Regions from separate parts of the Homo sapiens genome. Here regions 1 and 3 are each linked to region 2. A link is an interaction called in ENCODE POLR2A ChIA-PET data of the cell type or tissue named here. Cell type or tissue: HepG2. All regions are shown on one strand. Links, peaks and the distances in the headings refer to the core of each region. The heading gives the core; the rest is flanking DNA.

Region 1 (5,487 bases), core at 488-5,487, 79 kb after region 2:
GATTGTTGTTCCTCAGCCTCCTGAGTAGCTGGGATTACAGGCGTGCACCACCACACCTGGCTAATTGTTGTATTTTTAGCAGAGATGGGGTTTCACAATGTTGGCCAGGCTGGCCTTGAACTCCTGAACTCTGGTCATCCACCTGCCTTGGCCTCCCCAAAGTGCTGGGATTACAGGCATGAGCCACCATGCCCAGCTGATATATCAACTTAAAAAGCACAAACGTGGAGTTATGTTATCTAAAAATATTTCTGTATTTACTTTTCAAACTCCATAATATATTATGAATAACTTTTCACTTCACTGCATAGCTACAGCTCAATCTCAAACTTTTAGTAGATGTATAATATTCCACAAACCATGGAATCAAAATACAAATTTACACCTGAAAGCACAAATAAAGCTTTTTTTTATTTAAAGCAGGTATAATTTTTGTGTGGTTGTGGTGACATAACAGGGAAACAATTATTCTTAGGGTTAGTTCTACCCAATTTGAGTTCACCTTAAAGAGGCATAAAGTCACACAATTTATTTCAACAATTCACCTGCTGATGACATTTGGTTTGTCTACAATTTTCCATTACTACATATAATCCTGCAATGACTATTGCTGAACATGCAACATAAAATTTAGATGTATTAATGGAGGCCCACCCGCTTCAAATTCCAGTTACCTGTGACTCTTCCCCATTCAGTCATGGGCAAGCCCTGCTTCTAGAAGGGATGCATAAAGGAAATGCAGGGAACAAAGAATCAAGGTTTTGACCACTTAAATGTCTAAATAAGGTCTTAAAACTCAGTGTTGAGAAAATAGTCTTGAAAATCAAGGCTTTTAATTTGCTAGAGCATGGCTTTTTTGTGTGCATAATAAAAAGAGTGTTTTTAGTTTCAAAAGTTTTAGCACCAAAGAATCAAGGCATAAAGCTTAAGCCAGGGGTGTCCAATATTTTGGCTTCCCTGGGCCACATTGGAAGAAAAAAAATTGTCCTGGGACACACATAAAACACACTAATACTTATGATAGCTAATGAGCTGAAAAAAATTAAAATATTAAAAATAAAGAGACACATTTCATATATTATTTCTGTCAAAGAGTCCTCCTGTTGCATATAATGGCAACTCTTACAAGCTTTATCAAATTGATTGGGGTCAGCACTGCCCAACTCAAAACTTACCCTACTTATCCTTTCCTTTTAGAATGTAAACAAATAGGTTTTAATTTTAATTCAATATTTCACAAAGTAAAAATATCATGATTCCCTTTATGTAGAATGAATGGCCTATCTTTATTGGCATTACTTTGCTGGATTTGTTTTTTTTATTCTTCTTTATTTAAGTTAACTGAGGGAAGTCCTTAAAATTGCACAAGATGAATCTGGCTTTTTCCAAAAACTCAGAGTTCCAAAAAAGATTTGTTCAAGTAAGTCAGGGCCTCTGAGTCAGGCAACCTTGCACACGAAAATGGCTGAAAGAGCAAAGGCTATTTTGCCCTAGTAAAATAAAAAATTAGAAGACAGTAGCCCATAGTGATTGCCCAGTAGCAGATAGCTGACAGCCCAGAAAAGAAATATTTGCTTTCACCATTATTAGAAGTTAGAAAAAGCAAATCAATCTATCAAGAAACTTTCTCCTGCATTTCACTTAGAAGCAAGTCCAGATTCTTCTTCAAATCAGCTTGGTACAAGTAATGAGCCCTATTTGTAGTATAATATTATTTTTACTATATGTACTGCTGGACTGGATTTGATTATGTTTTGTACTTACATTAATACATATGGACTTTATAAAGAAATTGAGTTATATATAAACACTGTACATATGTGTATAAATACTGTATATATGTGTAATATGTATACTATTTATACAATATAACTTATTTTTGAATAGTTGATAGAATTCACCCATAAAACTCTGAAGGCCAGGTGCCTTTGGGGAGAGGAGAGGAGTTTTGATCTGATGTTTGTTCTGTTTTTAGAACAACTTTAAAATTTTCTTCTGTGGCCTTGATTGTCTTGAAGGTTTTTGCTTCTGGAGTAAATGTTGATACCTGTATTTTGCTTAGAAATGTATCCACTTTACTGAGATTTTTCACATACGTAACCACACTGTTGATTCTACAAATTCCTAGATGTTAAGTGAAGAAAAGACATCAATAATGCTCCATTGGTAACCTATGTGTTGTTCATGAATTTTTCTAGTTGTTCATGAATTTTTCTAGTTGTTCATGAATTTTTCTAGCAGGAGATACCTACACTCAGATGCCCAGGCTCATATTATGCTTGGACACCTGCACATCTACCTTCCTTTGTGCCAGACTTCAAGACTTGCTCAGTCTTACCGTCAGTTGCTGAGCCGTGAAGGGGAATTCAGGGAACACTTTTTTTTGTTTTCTGGTTACTAAAGATTTTTCAGTTGTGAATAATCGGAAGTATGACCATTGATTTGGGGAATTATTTCCCAACAGGTCAAGGGTAACAACAATGACAAGAAATCCATAACTTCAATTTTCATGGTCTAGAGCTACTTATACCAAGGAATTTCCAATACCAGCAAAGCACAGAGTACTATTTGCACAAGCACTGGGGAAAACCCAGTGCTTTCTACACTGGCAGATTTATTTGCAGAGACACAGGCATTTTTTCCAGGGTGGCTGCCAAACTATCTCCTGAGCCTGTCTAGCTAGCACCTGGGAGACTCAGCAGGGGGCTTTGCAAATAATACCCTCCCCTTTGCCAGGATTGAGGCAGCCTAAGTGATTCTGTTTCAGTGTGTTATGGCACCTTAATCTTTCTGAGCTGTCCCACTCTTATTCTGGAGCCTAGGCAAGCATGGCTGGCGGAAGGTGTGGCCACAGCAGCTATAGGCCTGAGGCTGAACACAGGGGCCTGGGGAAATGGCAAGAGTGGGGCAGAAGTTTTTAGTTCCTGCTGCACTTCTGTGTTCTTCAAAATTTGAATGTCCTGGGAAGTTGGAATGGGTGTGGGTGTTTAAGCCCTTAGATCACAACTTAAAACAACATGGCAAAGTAACTAAAACCACTGACTGGAAGAGAAGAAAGAGAACAGAGATTCAGTACAAACCAGGTGCCAGGCTCTGTGCTGTTTCCATGGTGCAAAAATAGTCTCTTTTTTAAAGGTTTATTATCATTTTATGTGTTATTATCTATTTTAATTTTCCTGTTCATCCTTAAAAATCTCTTACCCTACCCAATGAGAGTATTGAGTTGTGTTGTTGAGCAGAGAACTCCTTTCTTTAAATGAAGGTTTGGTAGAATTACTTGTTAATTAATACTCCCATTCATACATAGAAATCTGTTTTATCTTACTCAAAAAGATCACTGTTTTAAGCAGAGAACTCTTTATATTAAATGAATATTTTATTATACCTCAATATAAAGATGAAGCTCCTTTTGTTGAGGTCCTAATCTGGTGGCCCCTGAGATAATAACCACATTTCTCTAGCGATCTGGGGAATAAAAGCCACTGAGTTAGGTTATCTCTGAAATATCTTCAGTGATAATAATTTTTCTTTGGAACCAGAAAAACAAACCAGGCTTTAGTGGAGAAGTGTGCCTCCTCCTGTGAGTTCTTATGAATGATTTTTGGGGAGATGTAGAAGGACTCTATGATCATGGGCAGGAAGCCAGTCCTGGGGACGGAGGGGAAGGAGGCCTGGGAGACAGAAATGGCTTGACAGACCATACAGCCTTTTTGCAAGATGCAGCCAGGAGTGATACCATTCAAAAAGCCTAGCCTGATGTTTGGTGGGGAAGGCCTCCAGTCCATAATTACTTGCATTCAGGTGACATCAGACCTAATACAGAAGCAGTAAAAATGTATTCTTGTACACTGCATATCTTTTTATGAATGTACCATTGGTAAGAGAAACATATCAAGTCAGTGATATCTTAATGTTAACTTTCGTAGACGGCTTGTTGCTGTGAACAGAGGGAGGGCTGGGGCAACCCAGGAGCACCAGATGCTTGACAAGAAGCAGAGACACTTACCCAAGAGAGAACCAGTCATAAACAGAGAGAGAAGGATCTAGAGTCACACTTGGCTATCTTCAGAATTTTGCCCTTGTCACTTAAATTGCCTTCTCACGAGAAGCAAAAACATCCTAACACACCATTTTCTTGGCAGGTAGGAATCCTTGGCAGGTGAAAGTCAACATGGTGACCACACTGAATCTAGCAATCCTTTAGCTCTCATAATTATTTCAATTCTCCTGGGACACTGAAGCATTAAGTGACTTGCTTAGTTTTCTCCGGGTAGGCTGTGTAAAAAGTTTTAGAATTGAATGGATTGGAGACAGGTCTCCTAATACCCAAAGCAATACTCTCTTGATGACTTCTTTAGTTTCAAAAGCTACTATTTAGCTTTTTATCCCAATGTAAAGCCTCCCTCTACTACATGGTTATATCTTTGGTAAGGGAGTACAGCACAATTTATTTCTTCAGTAATCTTTAATAAATTTACTTAGTTATTATATCTGTTATTTTCTAAAATTGTATCTGCCATTTTCCTTTGTACACCCTTTTCTTATATTTTATGCCTTTTAAAATTCAGGAATGTCCATAGACCCCAGCATTTGGCAGTACATGACAAACATTTGATGTATTTCTATGACTTTTATTCAGGGGCATCTGTGTCTCACCTCTGCATGTATTAAATTAATTGTAAATATGTACTGATTTTTAGCCTTGCTTTTGAAGAAAAACGTTAATTTTTAAAAATTAATGGAGATAAAAATGAATAAAACCAATCTTTTCTTTATTATGAGGTTGAGAAGCTTATACATTCAACTCTAAAGTGGGCACTGGTCACACTGAGATGCATGTGGAACAGGGTTTATGATGACGGCTCAGATCAGTGTTGAAGGTGGTGCATTTTATTCTAGACTAATGACGCCAGATGATTTAGAGTCACAAAAGTAGGGCTTGAAGGTATGTTTTTAATAAACCTCCTACCTGCTGTAACCTGTTAGTGATTTGGTGGCTATGGAAATTATCCAATCTGGCATAAAGCAGATAACTGTTAAGTACAAGAAGATGGAGGAGTCACTACATTCCTGCAAATGTCTTTTCTCTTCCAAGAAGAGACAGTGGAAGGAGGGAATTTTTTTTTTTCCGATCAGGGAATAACTATTTTGGCATAGAGGGATTTAAGTATGCACTTTTGCACAATTTAGTTAGGAAGACTAGAATTTAAATATGTGGCATTGATAGAAAAAAGAGCTGAAAGTGGAAAAATGCTATCATCCTTTAACAAAGTTTTAATATTGCATTGACTCCAGGCACCCTTGTGTCAACAGGGTCAAAATATAAAGTTTTCATCATTAAGGGGAAAGCAAAAGAAGAAATCAGAGATGATGAAGACTCAGTCTGCAACAGCATGTACAGACACAAGTGAGGTACAGCTGCAGTGAATGGTGGATAATAGAGTCAATCTCAAATAGCAGGTGATTTCTGCTAGTTTCTCTTGTTCT
Region 2 (10,572 bases), core at 3,280-8,279:
ATTTATTTTTCCATAAAAATCTGAAACTTTAAGCTTTTGTCTGGCCTATGTGTTTTGTTTTGTTTCATTTTGGGTTGGTGTTGAGAGATGGCCAAAGCCTGGATATATGCAGTGGTGGGGGTCAGGGGTATAATGGATCTTCGACATTCGGTGTTGCAATGTGGGGTGGAGATGGAGACAAGAGGAGGGGAAAGGGGGCAAACCACAGGCAGATGGCCAGTTTTCCTAGAACCCCAGGTTCCAGTACCCCAGGCTCCAGAACAGAACCTTGAGGAGTACAGGAATTTTAGATTAGAACATTTCAGAATTGTTGTAATGGTGTATTTATCAGTATAGGAGGAAATAATGTATTTTACTTAGTTTATTAGCTTGATTTATAGTTTTAAAATATTTAGACATATGGTATGTGGGCTTTTATTTGTATTCTTGCCACAGGCCCCACAGATGTTAGAAATAGGAAAAAGAGAGTTCCAGTTCTGGCCCTTTTCTAGGCTTTATAGAAGAGGTAGAGTCTGGATTGCTGAATAACAAAACACCCCAAACATAAGACACTAAGATGACGAGTTATTTTAATATGACAGCTTCTGGGGATCAGGAATTCAGAGTGGGCCCACAGCAGGGACAGCACCTTGATGTCTGGGAAAATCCACTGGGAAGACTTGAAGGCTGGTGGGGACTCAATGGCTGGGGCTGAATCACCTGCAGATGCCTTCCCTCACTCATCTGGCCATTGATGTTGGGTGTTGGTGGGGAACTCTGCTGGAGAGTTGGCTGCAGCCTTTACATAGGGTCTCTCCTTGTTGCCCAGGATACCTCCCAGCCTCGTGGCTGGGTTGGGGTGAACAGCTTGAGAAGGCAAAGAGCTGTATTGCATTTTATGACCCAGCCTTGGAAGTCATATAGTGTCACTTCTGCCGTGGTGGTAAAGTCATCTAGGTTCAAGTGGAAGAAATATAGACCCCTCCTCTTGATGGGAAAAATGTCAAAAACACGTTGTATAAAGGGTCTGCAAGATGAAAAATACTGTTAAGGCTACTTTTTGAATATGGAACCTGTCACAATATTCTTCGCTTAAGAGAGCATGGTAGACACGGATTTGGGGAGAAATCCCTGGTGCAAAATTTCCAGGAGGATATTGTGAGTTAATTCAAGTCAAAGGCTTAGAATAGTGCTTTGGCATATGGTAGGACTCAATAAACAAGCAGCTGCTATTTTCATTACCAACACTGCTAAATGACATCATCATCATCATCGTCATCACCATCATCATCGTCATCTCTATGAGGAACTTATGGAGGTGGTTTGATCATCTATATGAGGGAGGAAACTGAGGCCAGACAGGTGATGTTTTGGGTGTCACCACACAATTCCATGGTAGTTCTGTGTTTGAATTTGGGCTTCTGACTTCTATTAAGGAACTCTGAGGTGATGGTTTGAGGACTTTGTAAAGAATGGGCCGTATATTCTAAGACTTTAAATTGGCTTAGGTGACTCTGGATCTCAGTCACCGCTTTTGTTTGTCTCATGTTAATGACTTCAGAGATGATTTTGTTGGTGGATTTTCCTGATATCCTATTAAAAAACAAAAAACGAGGGAACAATTTTTAAACTAGTAACCCAAAACCTTCTCTAATAAGGTGTCCACGAATTCGGACAATTTAGATTTTTTAAAAAATCAGACCTTTCTTTTTTATTTGGAGACAGTATCTCTTAAGGCAATTATCAAAACAAGTTTGTAGGGGGTGATGTTTAACTATTAGAGGAACCAAACTTCATCTATGCAAAAACTATATATGCACAATGACATAATTGAAAGATTTTGTCTCTTGTTCATTAAATTCTGTCTCCAGAAACTCATTTGGCAGTACTTGCCTATCTAATGGTGTTTAGTATTTGAAAACTAAGCAATTTCTTTAAAGAACCCTTCTGTTAGTCCAACAAGCCTATTACACATTTATTTTTCCATTAAAATCTGAAACTTTAAGCTTTTGTCCGGCCTATGTGTATTATTTTGCTTCATTTTGGGTTGGTGCTTAGGAGCTGGTCGTCCTCTGAGGGAACATGAGGAGCACAACCAAACCAATCAATATCCACTGATTCTTGGCCAAGTTGGGCTAATGGCAGGGCCTGTGACAGATAAGAGCAAATCAGACATCAGTTTGTGCTTCTCTCCTGGTGAACCTCAGTGTTTGCTCTGGGGATCCAGGAGCAACTCAGGGTGTCAAGAATATAGGTCAGCATTACCTTATGTAACTGTCCCTCTTTGTGTTTTCAGGTAGGAGGCCAAGTCAAAGGTAACTGTACACAGAGGTCATTCATCCAGATCAAGCCTGGGGCCTTTCCAAGGAGGCAGAGTCCAGTTGATGTTGGATGTTCACTGACTGCTGTCAGCAGATGAGGGGGACACTGATGAAATCTTCCACTCGGGTTTTCTAGGCAAAAATGGCAGCTCAACTATTTAGATCAACAAACTGACCTTCCTTTCTGAGGAAATCTTCTGGAGCCAGACAGCTTGGGGTTGCCATTTACTATGTGATCGTGGGCAAGGAGGCCTCAGTTTCCTCATGTATAAAATGAGTATAAGAATAGTGCTTGCCACACAGGATTCTTAGGAGGTGAAATGAGTAAGACACGCAAAGAGCTGAGAACAGTGTCTTGCACAAAGCTGGCCCTCAGGAAATGCTGTTTAAAAGGAAATACCCAATACCAATAACAACCATTTTTTGAGAATTTGCTGGTTGTAAGCATCATGCTAAGCTTGTTATGGACGTACTTAATTTTTTTTTTTTTTTTAACAGGGTCTCACTTTGTTACCCAGGCTGGAGTGCAGTGGCATGATATTGGTTCACTGCAGCCTCAACCTCCCAGGTTCAAGCGATCCTCCTGCCTTAGCCTCCCAAGTAGCTGGGACGACAGGTGTGTGCCACCACTCCCAGCTAATTTTTGTAGAGATAGGCAGGGTCTCACCATGTTGCTCAGGCCATTCTCAAACTCCTGAGCTCAAGCTGTTTGCCTGCCTCTGCCTCCCAAAGTGCTAGGATTACAGGTGTGTACCACTGCACCTAGCCTGACATTACTTAATTTTATCCATACAACAAAAACTCTGTGGGATAGCTGTTTTTAATCCCCATTTCACAGATGAGACAATTGAGGCACAGAGAAATTTCAGAATGTGCTTAAGGTAACACATTAATAAGTAAAAGAACAGGAATTCTAACTCGGTTTTGTCTGGCACAAAATCTCCTCACCACCCCATGGCACTCTGATTAAAACACAATAAAACAAAGCAAAAAGTTATCTTGTCATTAGCATGCTTGATGTTCCCTGAGAAGGCTATTAGGTTATTCGTAGACTGTACACTCTAACATGGCGGAGTTGTAGCTGTGATTTTTTTCTAGAACAGTTTATTTAAAGCACTCTTTCTGTAATTCTAACCAATCTATTGCAAATTTATTTTTCCATGAAAATCTGAAACTTGGAGCTTTCGTCCAGCCTATATGTTTTGTTTTGTTTCATTTTGGGTTGGTTGTTTAAAGAGCCCGTCTTCCCTTGAGGGAACATGGGGCATGACCAAACCAATCGATACTCATTGATCTAGTTTGATGCTGTGTGCAGAAGACGCCGAAGACACCTAATAAAGGCTTTCTGTTCTGGCTGCAATGGTTGTTGCTGATGGCAGGCTAAGTCGGAACCTCAGACGTGTCCTGCAGAGTGGTGGGCAGGGACGCTGCACAAAAATGTCAGCCTGTATGTTCCAGGAAGCTCAAGCTATGGGTGGTGTCCTGGATGGTGGGGGAGATGATTTAGAGAGTTCCCCGCCATGAATCCTTGATGCCCCTACATTTCCATCCAATATTCAAGAAAAGACCAAGTTATTTCTTTTCAGGTCTGCTAAAATAAAGCTGAGTTACCTTTTTGATTACACGTCCCTCCTCGAATACTTCTCTCTTTCTCTCAAACCACAACAAGGGAAGATTGATAGCTGGAATGGAAAAACCCTGGTGTGGTCTCACAAATACTGGTTTAGGCTAGGGGTGAGGGGCAGATCCTCCTTCCTCATCTGTTTGTTTAAAGATAAAGAGGCCCTTTCAGTCCACATGGGGTCCAGTAATTTAACCGTGAACTATATTAATGGCTGCCAGAAAGAACCTGCTGTACTGGGCTGAGTCAGGAGAGACGTGAATCTCAGGTTCTCACCAATCCTGGCCAAGCTTCCCCAGACTTCTCAGTTTTAAAATGTTACCTTTGAAATATTTATTCTAGTGTCTCATACACCATGGATTTTATTTTTTATTTTTACTTTTTCGTTTTGAAAGCCCTTGTGTTTCTAATACACAGAGATCCTGGAATTTTAGATCTGCAAATAACACTCCCTGTTCCATAGAAAAAAGTCTTTTATTTTTCCTTACTGGAATTTTTTCATTCCTTCCCACCCACCCCACCCCCATTTCTCATTTCCTCAGGAAGCCATTTAGCTGGAGACAGAGGGAAAGTTTTCCAGCACACTTCCCCCGGCCCCCACAGACTCATGCACACCCAGATAGCAATCTAGCACCAAGATATGCTGTAATAGACTCAACGCTGCCCGTAAAGATTTCTGTCTCCAATGCCCTGAAGCATTTGGAAGGCCTTCTGGTGAAGGCAGCCTTCATCTGTGCTAACACCCGTCAACCTCCAGGAATCTTAGGAGGTCGCTAGGCTGGGCCCTGGATATTGGCTTTTTGCTCTCTGCTGTCGATGAATGGGAAAAAGAGTCATTAGAGAGCTTCCCTGGATGGGATGCTTTTGCGGGCTTTCTGGAGTGAGGGATGGTAAAGTAGGGACTCCCTGGAACTATGGGAGTGTATTGTCATTCTTTTGTAAAATAAGTATTTGAGAAGTTTAGCATGTCATGTATTTTAGGTACTGGGATATAACGGTGGACAAGACCACCAAGGTTTCTGTTCTCAAGTTTATTTTCTAGTTTTCAAGAGGAGAGGTGTGTTGAGTAAGGAAGGCAAAACCAGGAGGATACAGGTGAAAACCAAGAAAACAAACACATGAACAAAATACATTTTGTTTTTAGTGATACATGCTACGAAGAAATCAAATAGCATTTTAGAATAGTGACTGATTTTCTTTCTGCTTGCAACGTTTAGGACACCTCCTTCTCTGATACTCCCAGACACTAGTACTGGGAATCACCTAACATACCTTTAGGCCCTGCACGTCTCATTAGTGGATGCCTTTGTCCTATCCAGAGTGAAGGTTCTACATTTTTCTCTGAAGATGAAGTTTAAGAACTTTTGTGAGCAAGGATTTGAGGTTTCACGCAACATGCTGAGAGGTAGAAGAGTAGAACAATGCAGAATGCTTCAGAAACCACTGTCTACTCTGTGGCCCCCAAAAAATGGGGAGCTTTTTAAAATATTTGAATGGCCAAGAGAAAATGAGTACAGCAGAATTATTCCCAGCTGCAAGAAAAATGTTACCTTTAACCAAAAGAGACTTCCCTGTGTTATTTATTCTCATGACTCATCAAGTCTGTTGGGATCAAGTCTAATCTTTGTCTAAATCCAAGAAGTGTTGGTTGTCTCTAGAGAAGGCTGACTTTTCATTCTGGTGGCCAACACTCATCTTCTCAGAACCGTGGGAAATTGTTTCTGTTGTTTCTTAGTTTGCTCTTTTGCTTTCCCTTTGGATAAAACAATTTTGTAAGCTCAAGGGGAGGCCTCCAGGAATCAGAGGCTGGGGGAGTGTATTGGAATCAGAGACAAAAGTCCTTCCAAGACCGAGATTACACTCCGCTTAGTTACCACCAGATGTCAGCAACTCATCTGATTTCAGTTCTCTAGCAAAGGGAAAGAGCCAGGAGGGGAAAGGACCGCCCGGGCTGACATCAGCTTTTTGTTTGTTTGTTTCAGGTGTGAGTTAAGGAAGTTGTCTGCCTCAGGAAAAGTGCTAACAGCTCAAGCAGGATGGTAGCCTGAGGACAAGTAGGACACTCTAACGTGTTCACGGGATGGAATTCTTGAACTAACACTTTAATTTGATTTTTTTCCTTTGTCAGCATTATTTATAGATATCAAAGTTTGTCAGGCAACTATAGCTTTGTTGGGAAGATTTTTAAGGCCAAAGGCAACTAACAGATAGATTTGCTTTCAGCTTTTTTTTTTTTTTTTTTTAAGGAATCTTGCTAGGCTCTTGAGAAAAACCTTAAGAAGGAAAAGAGAAGACTGAAAAATACACACATTATTTCAAAGAGAAGGTCTACATAAGGCACACAAAGGGCAAGAGGTAATTAAGACCAGCTCCTGTGATGGTTATCTATTTTGCAAAACTGGGTTAAGTTCTCAATATAATAAAGTGTGAGACAAATGTCTTCAGTGAATTAAGTGTCAATATAGCTACAAATGCCTTCAGTTCTATGGAGGAAGCCTCCTCATTAGTTTATGGGTTTTATGTGCCACTATAATGGATTCTTCAGGAAGCCAAACTCAGGGTGCAAATACAATAACATCATATTTATTAATAGTTCTCAGATTCCTAAGGGCTCCTGTGGCAGGGATACCCCATGCATTCTTCTTCTTGACGGGGTCTCGCTCTGTTGCCCAGGCTGGAGTGCAGTGGCACGATCTTAGCTCACTGCAACTTCTGCCTCCTTGGTTCAAGTGATTCTCATGCCTCGGCCTCCTGAGTAGTCCATGCATTGTTTTCTAAGTCATCCTCCCATGTATCTTCTTCCAATTTCAACTTTTATTCTTCTAGTTCCTTTATTGATTCTGTACTTCAAGGTCAAACCTGCATCAGTCACTCCATTGTTGAGCAAGTCTGTGTGCAGCTAGAAGTATGGAGGAGGCGCCAAGTGTGCTCCGTGGCAAGTCTCTCAGGCTGGTTACGGACTCAACTCCACAGGCTGACATTTGAGGTCTGAACTGGCGCCTTCATGTAGGCTTGGGGTCTGGGCCTTGTAGGGACTTTGCCAACAACTCCCTCACCAAGGCCCAGTTTGGGGCTTGCAGGGTGGGTGCTGAAACTGTCCATTGACAAAATAGGACGTCACCTACCTCTCCAACCTACTTCCCATCTTTCTCATGAACACGTCTCTCACATCAGCCTCATTCATCCATTATGGTCCCCGAGACTGTGCCAAGGACATTCCTTCCTTCAAGTCTTTCCTTCAGCCAGCTTTCCCCACTATCTCCTGGAACTGACTTTGATCTCACTTAACTTCAGCTGATGGTTCAAACTCTACTTCTTCCCTAGAGTCTTCACATCTTACTCCAGCCTGATGTTATTTCACACCTCTTAATTCCTAAAGCACTTGCTGTATCATAATTTTGGTACATTGACACATTGCATTTTGGTGAAGTCAGGGCCTTCAGTGCATCCATCACTGGAGCAATGCACACTGTACCCACCAGGCAACCTCCCATCATTCACCCTCCCCTACCCCACTGAGTCTCCATTGTCCATCATTCCACACTCTGCTTCCCATATTTTTAATCCTTTTAGTTAACAATCTTATATCGCATCATATGAATATTATATAAATACAATTATATACCAATAATATAACATGTAATGTAAATTATGCTATATTGCCATCTATATTAAGTAAATGTATTTCTTCCACACTTTATTCCAAAATACATTGTAAATTTCTTGAAATCTTAAAATAATTTTTAGTCAAGTATTTTACTTATGGTAGGATGCGTAATAGGCACTCGTTAATTGAAAGCAGAAATGTTCTATTTGCTGATCTCAGTTTATATGGTAACTTCCAGAGTAGACATCCCTGGAAGTAAATTTCTAAGATAAACAAGAAATGGAGCCTGGAATTCTTTGCTCCTTCCTCATTTACCGCTCCATTTGAGATCCTTAAATGAAAAAAGACCGAGAGAAGTTCTTGTAGTTCAACCTCCACCCCTTTCTCCGAAGGCTGTGGTTCCTTTTGACAATGAGGAACGCCAAGCCTCAATTCCCTGAGGGTTATTTGACCTGCTAATTATATGCAAAGACTCAGGTCCCTAGTAAAAGACCCGACTTTCTCGTCACCTGGGAAATGTCAACAAATGACATTATCTCCCTTTGAGGGATCTCTGTGTCTTCTGGATGGACAAGGGGAGTCAAAAGGGAAGCCAGGTGAGTCAGGGGCCTTGGAGTACCAGAGACTGGGATGGGTGGGGCATTTAATGGTGCTCTTCTTGTAACTTTGCTCCTGTTGCTGAAACTTAAAAAATTGATCATCGTTCCTTTATCAAGAGAATCTTGAAAGGAAAATCACCTTTTTGTTTTCTAACTTGGAAATAAAGAGCTACGATAAAACTTTGACGAGCATGTGTAGCATCATAACATTGTTCTTGCTGGCTAGACTAAAGCCACATCTAAGGCCACCAGTGTGCAGTGGGAGGCCGTCCCTTCTCTGCCTCCTGCTAAATTAGGCTGAGGTTAGTGAAAGGCAGTGTGGTTAGTTGATTACGATAACTTACTATTCCATTTAGCCAGTGCTTGCTGTGAGCTATGTGATTTACATCATTACCTTATTTAATCCTTACTACAACTCTTGGGAACATATTAATTTCCCATTTATAAAAAAGGAAGTTGCAGTTCAGAGAAGTAAAGAAGTTTGTTCTGAGTCACACAGCTTATAAGGGGTGGGGTTGGGTTTCAAATCCAGGCAAGGTATCAAGTGCCTTAGATTCTGATCCTGACTTTGCCTCTATCTGGCTACGTGACTTAGGAAGGACAATTCATAAAACTTATTTGAGTCCCTGTACGTTTTTCTTAAAATGAGGGAACTGGGCCAGATGGTCTGGAACTGCTCTACTCGACATGATGGTTCCTTGCTGCATGTGGCTGTTCAGCACTTGCTGCAGCTGATCTGAATTGAGAAATGTTGTCAGTGTTCACTACACACTGGATTTCAAAGACTTAATATAGAAGAAAGAATTTGAGGTATCTTAACGGTATTTTTAAATAATGATTACTTTTTACAACGATAATGCCTTATGTAAAGAGCTAAATAAGCTATATTATTAAAATAAATGCTACCTGTTTCTTTTTACTTTAAAAAATGTGCTTCCTGGAAATTGCATGTGTGGCTCACACACTGTGTTTCTTTTCTTTTCTTTTCTTTTTTTGAGACAGAATTTTACTCTGTCACCCAGGCTGGAGTGAGGTGGCACAATTTCAGCTCACTGCAACCTCCGCCTCCTGGGTTCAAGTGATTCTCCTGCCTCAGCTACCCAAGTAGCTGGGATCACAGGCACCTGCCACCATGCCCAGCTAATTTTTGTATTTTTAGTAGAGACAAGATTTCACCATGTTGGCCAGGCTAGTCTCTAACTCCTGACCCCAAGTGATCTGCCCTCCTTGGCCTCCCAAAATGCTGGGATTACAGGCGTGAGCCACTGCGCCCGGCCCTCACACTCTGTTTTTATTGGACAGTGCTTTCTAGACTTTCCTGATGACTTGTCTCTGGAGGTCACATATCTCAAGAACTGGTGTTTCTTTAGGTGTTCTTGGATCTGGAGTTGGTGATGAGAGTAGGAGCAGAAGCTGAGGCAAGAGCACAGAGGCAGCCGGAGCTACCCAGGGAAATGGCACAAGTTCTGACTATGGGGACCCAAACTGGACACTCAGTTTTGCTACAGATTGCCTTGCATTTGGTAGCACATTGATTGAACAAGCAGGTAAGAATGTAGTTTTGCACTTTTCAGCAGGACAACCATCATCACATTCACAGGTGAAATTCTTCACCTGTACAATTTAATTTAATCCTCATAGCAACCCTATGGAAGTAAATTCTATTATGCAGATTTCACAGATAATAAAACTGAGACTCAAGAGAGATTAGGTTATTTGTCCAAAGTAAAAAAACTAGTTAGTGTCAGGGCTAGGCTCAAATATCAGTGTCAGACTCAAAAGCTTATGATTACATATGTTATACAATATTACCTAATCCAAATTCATTTTCTCCAGTTGTAACCAGGCAAATAATGGACAAAAGCATCTGCTTTGTGTGTAGGATATTGGTGCTGGGAGAATGTCCAGGAGGCCTCTGATTCTGCTCAGAGATTATTTATATATCTTTGAGGGCTTGTCTATCATTATCCACTCCTCAGGCAGAAGTGCTCCAGTGGGCTTCCAGCAGTTTAGAGAACACTGTGCTTTCTAGGCCCTTCAGTTGAAGAAAGGCAGCAATGATGCACGATGAAATTAATTGTTTACCATGTACAAAGCTCTACCAAACAATTGGCTGAAAGCTGAAGAGTTTGCCTGCAACTTGAAGGTTTGTTATCCAACCACTTTCAGGCTCTCAGATTTGGCAAGTAAAGGATTGGAGTGCTAAATTTCCTTCTGGAATGTGATGCTATGTGCATCAGTCATGGTCGAACCAAGAGACAGAAACCACACAGTAATTTGAATATTAAAAAGTTAATGTAAAGAAATATCAACTATAATAGGGGATTAGAGTAATGAGAGATTGGCCTGGAAAAAGTAAAGAGAACTCTAAGAATATAGGAATAACAGATACAAGCAACAGACGTTACACTTGAAATTGAAGTAGAGGCCTGAGGAATGTCCTCC
Region 3 (10,572 bases), core at 5,288-10,287, 73 kb after region 2:
TGACACCACTCAACCTTTAGAGTTCAGTGCCAAGTCAGTTTTTCAGGGGAGTCAGCTTACTCCTCCCTCAGCTCCAGGAACTTCTGCTTCACTCCCCAAGTTCCTTTTCTTCATACTACTCAGCTCCTTTGCCAATGAAACACCTTTTAGTCGATGCAGTTCCTTTGTGTTTGTGAACAACTATCTCCTCCACTAGAGTATTGCCTCCATGAGGGTAAGAACTATATTTATTGTATGTCACTGTTGCTGTGAAGGCTAGAACAAATGTTTTTTGAAGGAATGAATGAGAAGACTGTCTCGCAGCTTCGCTGTAACTGTGACTACAGAGGCCCTTTGCCCCCGGAGTGAAATGACTCTTCTCAGACAACTCTCAGCAGCTGTCTGAGAAGTGGTGTGGCTGATTCCCAGACAGCAATTTATCACAGGCCATGCTGGGGCCACTGCACACAGTTCAAGCAAAACTGTAACTTCAAGGTTCCTAAAACACACTGCTTCAAGTTCTGAGTTGGAGAAGCCACACCCGCTGCCAAGTCCCTCGGGGGCAACAACAAGTAGGGAGTGGCAAATTTACCTGGGAGGAAAAGGGGGCACATGCAACCAAGATGCTCCACTTCTGGAAGGTTTGCCACCTTGTAGACCATGAGCTCCTTGACTGCAGACTTCATCCTGTCCCTGGTATCCCCCTGGGCCCAGCTGAGTTCTGGGCACATAAGATGAGCTCATTAAATGTGTTAAACAAGCAAATACATTAAGATGGTGCTACTGATCTACTATCTATCTATCTGTCTATCATCTATATCTATCTATCTATCTATCTATCTATCTATCTATCATCTATCTCTATCTATCTATCTATATCTATCTATCTATCTATCTATCTATCTATCTATCTATCTATCTATCATCTATCTCTGGTACAAATTGGTCCAGAACCTCCAGAAGCAAACAAGAGGACATTTTCTTTTATAACATGCTGCAGCCCCCTATCAACCATTGCTGACTAGACATCTAGTCTCAGTTATTTAAGGGGACTCTCTTTCTCCCTTGAGGTTGATCTAGAACCCCAGGGTTTATGGGACCCAGGAAGATTGAGGATGGACCTTGGGTCTCTAGTTAATTGTGTTTCTTGTCCGCTTGCTTCCTGCCTATAACACTAAAGGCTAGTAATGGAAGGTGACTCTATTAGGACACCTCTGCTATCCTGATGATTTGATGGCAGACCTCTTTTCCTCTGCCTTCAATGAACATACTTATCAATCTGCTTCACAGTCACCCATGCAGCAGTTCTCCCACCCTCTTGCTTCAGGGAAGCAGTTTTCTTCCTACTCCTAACCCAAACCCTGAATTCCCATCTCCTCCTAGGCACAAGGACCTGGGGCTGGTCTACATCCCTCCCTTCCTCTTTAGACACAAAAGCCTCCATCCGTTCCTTCTCAGGGACAGTGCTATTAACCCACAGATCTGATGATTAAAGGTTTGTAAAGTCCCCTGGAATAAATGGGCCAAATTCAAGAATGCAAAGACCAGGCTGTCCTTAAAGGGAAAGGAAGAAAATTTTCCTCCTCCCCCTTCTTCATTTCTTCTTAAGACTAGTACACAAGAAAGGCATCAGGTAAATTCTCAATTACTCAGTCTGTTAGATATATAAATAAGTATATTTTATGGGATCATGTGATTTACTGTATTTCATGAAATCTAAGATGCAATTGTAAGACACATCATCATTTTATGTTCTTCTAAGAAGAAAAAGATGCTACTATGATAAGTATTAAACACTGTTGATTGCATGATGCATCACAATTTCAAAAGTGATGGTATTTTAAAAAATGATCTTTAGGGCTGGGCTCGGTGGCTCATGCCTGTAATCCCAGCACTTTGAGAGGCCGAGGTGGGAGGATCACGAGGTCAGGAGTTTGAGACCAGCCTGACCAACATGGTGAAACCCTGTCTCTACTAAAAATACAAAAATTAGCCGGGCATGGTGGTATGCACCTGTAATCCCAGCTACTCAGGAGGCTGAGGCAGGAGAATCGCTTGAACCTGGGGGTAGAGGCTGCAGTGAGCCGAGATTGTGCCACTGCACTCCAGCCTGGGCAACAGAGCGAGACTCTGTCACAAAAAAAAAAAAAAAAATTGGAATCAACAAAATGTAATACTGCATTATTCAGCTCCTAGCCTTTTTTAGTTAATAATTTGCCTTGGATGTCTTTTTGTGTTGATTTATAAGGATCTACTTATTGTATAAATCATTTTATGGTATTAATCATTTATCTACTGGTAGATCTTATTTTTGCATTTGAAAACAATGTTTTAATGAAGACATATATTTTTGTGCATTTTGTAAGCATTTGTCAAAATGTAATATGATCTCGTAATTCTACCAGAATTACAGTCAATTTGTCCCATTAAAAAAGCCTACCTACTTATAATCTTGTGATAGTGTGTGAGGCTGTTGTTTTCTTCATGCCCTTGTCAAAACTGGATAATATCAGTATCAATATTTTCTATTTTTCAAATCTAATTGGCAAAAAAGGTATTATGTTATATTTTGCACTTGTCTGATTGTCAATAAAGTTAAGCGTATTTTCTTTTCTTCTTTCTTCTTTTTTTTTTTTTTTTGAGATGGAGTCTCGCTCTGTTGCTCAGGCTGGAGTGCAGTGGTGCAATCTTGGCTCACTGCAACCTCTGCCTCCCGGGTCCCAGCAATTCTCCTGCCTCAGCCTTCTGAGTAGCTGGGACTACAGGCATGCACCACCACGCCTGGCTAATTTTTGTATTTTTGGTAGAGACGGTACTTCACTATGTTGGCCAGGCTGGTCTCGAACTCCTGACCTTAAGTGATCTGTCCACCTTGGCCTACCAGAGTGCTGGGATTACAGATGTGAGCCACTGTGCCTGGCCCATATTTTCAAATGTTCATTGGCCATTTTTATTTCTTCCCTATTGACTATTTATGCCCATTGCCCATTTTACCACTGAATGGTATTTTTTTTTTTTTTTAAACAGGAGTCTCGCTCTGTCACCCAGGCTGGAGTGTAGTGGCACGATCTGGGCTCACTGAAAGCTCCGCCTCCCAGGTTCACGCATTCTCCTGCCTCAGCCTCCCGAGTAGCTGGGACTACAGGCACCTGCCACCACGCCTGGATAATTTTTTTTTTTTTTTTTTTGTATTTTTAGTAGAGACGGAGTTTCACCATGTTAGCCAGGATGGTCTTGATCTCCTGACCTCGTGATCCACCTGCCTTGGCCTCCCAAAGTGCTGGGATTACAGGCGTGAGCCACCGCCCCCAGCTGGTATAGTTTTTAAATTGACATATAAGTACACTTATAATACATAATACTTATAATGTACAATACATTACTTATACACTTATAAGTAATGTATTAAGACTTGATAGTCTATATATACTTAATATATATTTTATCTCTGCTTATTTTCTCTAACTTTTCTCATGCTTTTTGTTGTTATTGTTGCTGAGATGTAACTTTTATGTAGCCATATCTTTTATTTTACTTCTTTATGGCCTCTGGGTTTTATTTTGCTTAAAATGTCTTCTAAACTGCAAGATAATAAAATTAGTTTTCCAGAAGGTTCATGTATGTGTTATATGTGTGTGTGCTTGTGTGTTTGAATATACGTTTTCAACCTTTTGTCTGTCAATAATTCATTTTTGCATGTCATGAGATGCGAATCTAACTTTATTTCTTTGATATCATTAGCAAATTATTCCTATGGTATTTGTTGAATGGTTTATTTTTCCCTCCTGAATGGAAAATAATCTTTATAATAGACTAAATTTCTATGTTTGCTTGTATTGTTTCTAGATTTTTTATCTTTTTAGAGATAATGCCTTTCTCTGTCACCCAGGCCAAAGTGCAGTGGCATGATCATGGCTCACTTCAATCTCAAACTCCTGGACTTAAGTGATCCTCCTGCTTTAGCCTCCCAGGTAGCTGGGACTACAGGCATGCATGTGCACCACCATACCTGGCTATTTATTTATTTATGGAGATGGAGCCTCCTTGCTATGTTTCCCAGGCTGGTCTTGAACTCCTGGCCATAAACAACCCTTCCACCTCGGCCTCCCAAAAGGCTGCGATTACAGGTGTGAGCCACTGTGCCCAACCTGTTTCTGTGCCCAACCTGTTTCTGGATTTTCTAATCTGCTTCCTTGAACTGTTTTTGTCAATTCTTGAATTAATAATACATATTTAATTACTGTGATTATACATTTTGTTTTTATATCTATTGGGGCAAATCATAGAAACAATAGATAAAAATATACATTAATTCTCCAAATATTTATTGAGTGTCTTCTATGTGTCAGGTTCTGTTGTAAGTAATTGAGCATCTCTGACAACTTTATTGAACTTTAATATAATTTTAATACTTTTTAAATTGATTTTCTTTTTTACCAGTGTTTTCTTGGGTTTTGTTTAAAGCATTTTCTCTTTTCTTGAACATTAGAATAGTTGTGCTAAGATCTGTGAACAGTCCTCTAAAATTTGACTGTGATTACTTTAATTTATAAATTCATTGCATTAATTTGCAGGGTAAAGTTATTGAGTAAATTAGGAAAAATAAGCATATTTATCATTTTGCATGTTTCCATTAAAAAAGTTACCTTATCTCGATATATCCTAGTTTCCTTGTTTTGAAAAATGGACGATAGCCCAGGTGCAGTGGCTCACACCTGTAATCTCAGCACTTTGGAAGACTGAGGAGGGCGGATGACCTGAGGTTGGGAATTCGAGACCAGCCTGACCAACATGGAGAAACCTTGTCTCTACTAAAGATACAAAATTGGTTGGCATGGTGGCGCATGCCTGTAATCCCAGCTACTTGGGAGGCTGAGGCAGAAGAATCGCTTGAACCCAGGAGGTAGAGGTTGTGGTGAGCCAAGATGGTGCCATAGCACTCCAGCCTGGGCAACAAGAGCAAAACTCCGTCTCAAAAAAAAAAAAAAAAAAAAAAAAAAGGAAGAAAGGAAGGAAGGAAGGAAGGAAAAAAAGATGATGATAGTAGTGTTAACTGCCTCATGAAATTTCCGAGAAAATTAAAGAAATCACCTATGTAAAAATCTGAGAGAATTCTTGGCACATTAAAAGAACATAATAAATGTTAGTTACTATTATTATTAAAATTATTGTCTGTCTCTATTTTTTAGGTCTTCTTTATGGCTTTACAGTTTTATAGCTTTATTCCTAATGTTTTTTAGGGTTGGTTACTATATTATTTCCATTATATGTTCTAGTTGTTTATTTATAGCTTTGTTCCTAATATTTTATAGGTTTAGTTACTATTTTATTTCCATTGGATATTCTAGTTCTTTATTGCTAACACATAGAAAAAGTAGATTGAAATACACATTAATTCTCCAAATATTTATTAAGTATCCTCCAGGGCCTGGCGCGGTGGCTCACACCTGTAATCCCAGCACTTTGGGAGGCCAAGGCAGGCAGATCACGAGCTCAGGAGTTCGAGACCAGCCTGGCCAACATGGTGAAACCCTGTCTCTACTAAAAATACAAAAAGTTAGCCAGGCATGGTGGCGTGTGCCACCATGTAATCCCAGCTACTGGTGAGGCTGAGGCAAGAGAATCACTGGAACCTGGGAGGCGGAGGTTGCAGTGAGTCGAGATCATGCCATTGCACTCCAGCCTGGGCGACAGAGCAAGACTCCGTCTCGAGAAAACAAAACAAAACAAATAATATCCTTCAGGGTTTTTTTTCCCATTTCTTCCTCCAGTCTAGCTCTGGTGATATTGGGAAGTACCAAGGTGAAGAAACAAAGGCTAGAATCAGAAATATGTTATTTCCTCTCAAGGTTGATATGTTTGATCGCCAAAGTCAAATATAAATACAGTACATTTTCAGTGCTGTATTGTTCATACTAAACTTCTGTATGGCCAGTTTGGATACACTGAAGAATTGACTGCATTGAATATGGAAATAATTATTGCTATTAGAATCTTTGAATACTGGCTTATACTAAATGTGTATATTACTGCGTTTGACCATCTACTTTGTAAATAGCCATATTATCTAAATGTTAAAAAGGAAGTTTGTTTTGAGACAATTTGGAGAGTTCAGGATACCCAAAAGGAGGATATAGCGTGGTGGATTCCAACCATTGCTAAGAGAGGAAATCGCTAAATGTTGCATAAACTACTAGAAATTTTAGATGTGATACCTTGAACAAGAGATATTAATGGGTAGAACTCTAGGTGGGAGATAGCAGCTGAAGCTGCTATGAGGCTAAAAGAATATCACCTCTCCTTTGAACAAATTATCCGGGGACTCATCAGTTCATTGGGTAACTAAGTCCTTTTATTAATACTCAAAAGAATATTGTGATAATCTCTAGGATTTTTAGATTAAAATTCTCCCCAAAGGTCTCCACATGGAGATTTTCTTTTAGGGGTGAAGCTGTGTCCAGGTCTAGGAAGCAGTCACACAACTATACATTTATTTATATATTTCCATTCTTTCAAATGTCAGCAGAGCGCCTATAATTTATGCTTAGACAAGTTTAAAGTGAATATTGGTGTTCTGAACATTGTTGAACCTTTCCTTTTCTCTATTCATTGTAACTAGGATGGTATCCCCTCAAGCATTACTGGCCTTGTTCCACTATGTCAAATGTATGCAGCAGAGAAAGGGGATACACCAGCAGCTGGAGTGGCTGAGCGGAAGGAAGGACACTAGAACATATTAATCCCATTTTAAGCAACAGGCACTGTGTTAAGTGATTTCAGATACAATACCACATTTAATCCTCATAACAAGCTTGCAAGGAGAACATTGTCACGACTGTATTCATACATGAAGAAACTGAGGCTCGGAGACATTAAGATTTGAGCCAGGATCTGTGTTCTTCCAAAGCCCATGGGTCAGAAATGCCAGCTGATTCTGGTTCCAGCTAGAACTACCAGACATCTTAGGCCAGGTCTCAGGAATCCTTGAGGCAAAAATCTGCATAACATTGAGGCCAAAGATGAGCCTAATGGAGTTGGACCTACCCATTTAGTGGTAGACTTCTTTATTGGCAAAATATTCTGTCAAGATCTCCCCTGATGGACAAGTCAAAATTCTTTCCAACATAACAAAGACCTATTGTCATCATGGGAATGCTGCGATCTTGCTCTTTCAGCTCAAAAATCTACTTTCTGGAACCAGGTCATGGACTTGCAGGACTTTCCATCTACAATTTTGTTTAGGGAATTGAGATCAGATGAACAGGGCCGAGGAAGCTGTAGGCAGACAGAATTAGTGATAATTCTTTCCCACAATACTGCACTCCATTCTTCTAACATACCTCAAGTGCATGCCCTCGGCCAAAACAGATCTGGCAAGAGGAAGATTAACAATGATGACAAAAATAGTTCCTGACTTGATAAAACAAATATCAACTGGGACAAGAACAAGAACTGCCCATAAACCAACCTTGGGATCTAACATGTTCTTCATTAGGACAGGATTGCACCATCTTAAGTATGTCACCTCATGCTAACTCTGAAGTTAGACCTTAAACCACTGCCCTTGAACTTAGTCAATATTTGCAAACTGTGAAAAAAAGAGGATACAGATCAGCATGAGGGGTAAATGTAAGATATTCTGAAATAACTTTTTTTTTTTTCGTTTTTCTCTAAGCTCCTAAGTCTCTATTTGTTGATCTTTCAGAACCAACCTTTGGAGACTAGGTTACTTAGGCAGATGTTTCATGTAATATTGTGTGCATTGGGAGGGTGGGGTGGTGGTAAATTTTCATTGAATAAAACATGGCTTTGTCTGGGTCTGGGCTGCCTAATTTCCTCTCAAGATAAAGATGAGCTCATTTGAGCCTATCCGTCTCCAGATCAGTAAACACTCCGCATGGGTCAAATTCCAGTCCCAAACCCAGGGCTCCTGCACTTCGGGAGCACATCGATTTTCCCTTTCCTGAGGCTTCAGGGTGAGAGGTCAGGGCAGGTGTGGGCGTGGGTGGCCCAGATTTCCTCTGCCTTCCAGCTTTGCTTCTGTGCATGCTCTGCCCAAGGCTCAATTCCCAGAAGTGGGAGTGTTCATTCTCACTAAGCCCAAAGCACGTTTCAGCAGCAGCGTGCCTTCTTCACCATCTCCTTCCATTCTCCCATTTTGCCCTCTACTCAAACTCAGAGCGGGATTTTTGTGCCATCTGTTTTGCAAGTTAATTTCTTTTCTGATTACTTACCATGAACCCCCATCTTCCTAAATAAAGTTCTGCCTCTTTCCCCACTCTACTCCACTTTTCCCTTAACCATGGTAAGAACTGCAAACCCACGACCACACTGAGAACAGCACAATGCAGCATTACGACTTGTGTGTATTTGATGCCCTCCCTCCCATCTGTAACACACATACTTGTACACCCATTGGGAGCTTCCACCTTTTGAGAACAGGGCACATAGCTCACTCCTGTTCGTGTGTTCTGCTTGCCTCCTTTACCAGGTGCACAGTGTGGGTTGATTTGGGCTACTAAATTGAAGAAAAACAAGAAAAAAGGAATAAGGCACCAATGGTGGCATTTAAAATGCCAGTGACCACCCCGTAGGTGCACTCCTCAAGGTTAACAGTAATTTGTCCTATCCGACTTCTTCTTCCTCTACCCTCTACTAAGCACATGCTATTATACCAGGTACCTCCCACAGCACATCTCATTTATTACTCAGTTTGAGGGGTAGGTGTTATTTCATAAAAGAACAAACTATGACTCAAGAAGACTGACAAGTGAGCAAGTCATGGACTAGGCTTCAGACGCAGGTCTGTCTGACTCCATAGCCCAAGCCAGTAACTGTGCCACTGCTCCCTCCTGCCTTCTTCAGGTGGAGTCTCCAACAGCCGAGGCAAGCTGGTCAGTGCAGAGTGCCCATGGGCTAGCACAAACCAGACAAGGGGATGCATGCATCCAGGCCAGAATCTTGTTTCCTCTCTGACAGTGAAGGGTACATTCAGCCCCAAACCCTGCCCCACTGCTTCTCTGCTCTTGTCTCTTAATATGCTTCCTGCAAACAAAAGTTGTGCTTGCTTGCTAAAAAATTTCAAACACTTTGGAAATGCATAAAGTAAACATAAAAATTAACCCCTTACCTAAATGCTTCCTTGCCTATCTCCACTACTCAGAAATGACATTTATTTATTTATTTCTAAATTATTTTCTTTCATTTTAAGTTCTGAGATACTTGTGCAGTTACATAGGTAAACGTGTGCCATGGTGGTTTGCTGGACCTACCAACCCATCACCTAGGTATAAAGTCCAGCATGCATTAGCTATTTATCCTGATACTCTTCCTTCCCCAACACATCTCTGACAGGCCCCAGTGTGTGTGTTTCCCTCTCTGTGCCCATGTGTTCTCATTGTTGAACTCTCATAAGTGAGAACTTATAAGTGAGAACATGCAGTGTTTGGTTTTCTGTTCCCACATTAGTTTGCTGAGGATAATGGCTTCCAGCTCCATCCATGTCCATACAAAGGGCATGTTCTCAGTCCTTTTTATGGCCGCATAGTATTCCATGGTGTATATGTACCACATTGTCTTTATCCAGTCTGTCATTGATGGGCATTTGGGTTGATTCCACGTCTTTGCTATTGTGAATAGTGCTGCAATGAACATACATGTGCAAGTATCTTCATAATAGAATGATTTACATTCCTTTGGGACTATACCTAGTAATGGGATTGCTGGGTCAAATGGTATTTCTGGGTCCTTGAGGGATTGCCACACTGTCTTCCACAATGGTTGAACTAATTTACGTTCCCATCAACAGTGTAAAAGTGTTCTTATTTCTCCACAGCCTCATCAGCATCTGTTGTTTCTTGAAATTTAAAAATCTCCATTCTGACTGGCATGAGATGGTATCTCATTGTGGTTTTGATTTGCATATCCCTAATGATTGGTGATGTGGAGCATTTTTTTATATGTTTGTTGGCCGCATAAATGTCCTCTTTTGAGAAGTGCCTGTTCATGTCGTTTGCCCACTTTATAATGGGGTTGATTGTTTTTTTCTTGTAAATTTGTTTAAGTTCTTTGTAGATTCTGGATATTAGACCTTTTTCAGATGGATAGATTGCAAAAATTTTCTCCCATTCTATAGGTCATTTGTTTACTGTGATGACAGTTTCTTTTGCTGTACAGAAGCTCTTTAAATTAGATCCTATTTGTCAATTTTTGCTTTTGTTGCAATTACTTTCAATGTTTTTGTCATGAAATCTTTTCCCATGCCTATGTCCTGAATGGTATTGCCTAGATTTTCTTCTAGGGTGTTTATAGTCTTAGGTTTTACATTTAAGTCTTTAATCCATCTTGAGTTAATTTTTGTATAAGGTGTAAGGAAGGGGTCCAGTTTCAATCTTCTGCATATGGCTAGCCAGTTCTCCCAGCACCATTTATTAAACAGGAAATCCTTTCCCCCTTGCTTGTTTTTGTCAGATTTGTCAAAGATCAGATGATTGTAGATGTACAGTCTTATTTCTAAATTCTCTATTCTGTTCCATTGGTCTGTGTGTCTGTTTTTTGTACCAGTGCCATGCTGTTTTAGTTACTGTAGCCTTG

What was found. ChIA-PET counts read pairs that join two places held together with the same protein. Peaks named below come from ENCODE experiments on the same cell type or tissue, not always from the same donor. Only the 100,000 strongest peaks of a DNase experiment are listed, where the experiment ranks them.
Region 1: POLR2A ChIA-PET joins it to region 2 with 10 read pairs; 2 of 35 experiments call an interaction of 5 or more read pairs at or near these places.
Region 3: POLR2A ChIA-PET joins it to region 2 with 38 read pairs; 3 of 35 experiments call an interaction of 5 or more read pairs at or near these places.

What each region holds. Positions count from the first base shown.
Region 1 is chr1:214,041,847-214,047,333 of GRCh38, reverse strand. No RefSeq gene overlaps it. Among named protein-coding and RNA genes, the nearest start is that of PROX1, 57 kb to the right of the region's middle. In HepG2, for the core only: no CTCF peak of the experiment used is centred there; a DNase peak (open chromatin) is centred at 2,603.
Region 2 is chr1:214,118,587-214,129,158 of GRCh38, reverse strand. No RefSeq gene overlaps it. Among named protein-coding and RNA genes, the nearest start is that of LINC02775, 12 kb to the right of the region's middle. RefSeq lists a silencer at 5,735-5,824. In HepG2, for the core only: a CTCF peak has its summit at 5,820 (motif pointing right); DNase peaks (open chromatin) are centred at 4,048 and 5,828.
Region 3 is chr1:214,048,078-214,058,649 of GRCh38, reverse strand. LINC02775 (long intergenic non-protein coding RNA 2775) reads left to right here. Exons shown (of 4, transcript XR_922584.2): 4 at 4,646-4,737. Among named protein-coding and RNA genes, the nearest start is that of LINC02775, 59 kb to the left of the region's middle. In HepG2, for the core only: no CTCF peak of the experiment used is centred there; DNase peaks (open chromatin) are centred at 7,809 and 8,999; H3K4me3 peaks cover 407 bases.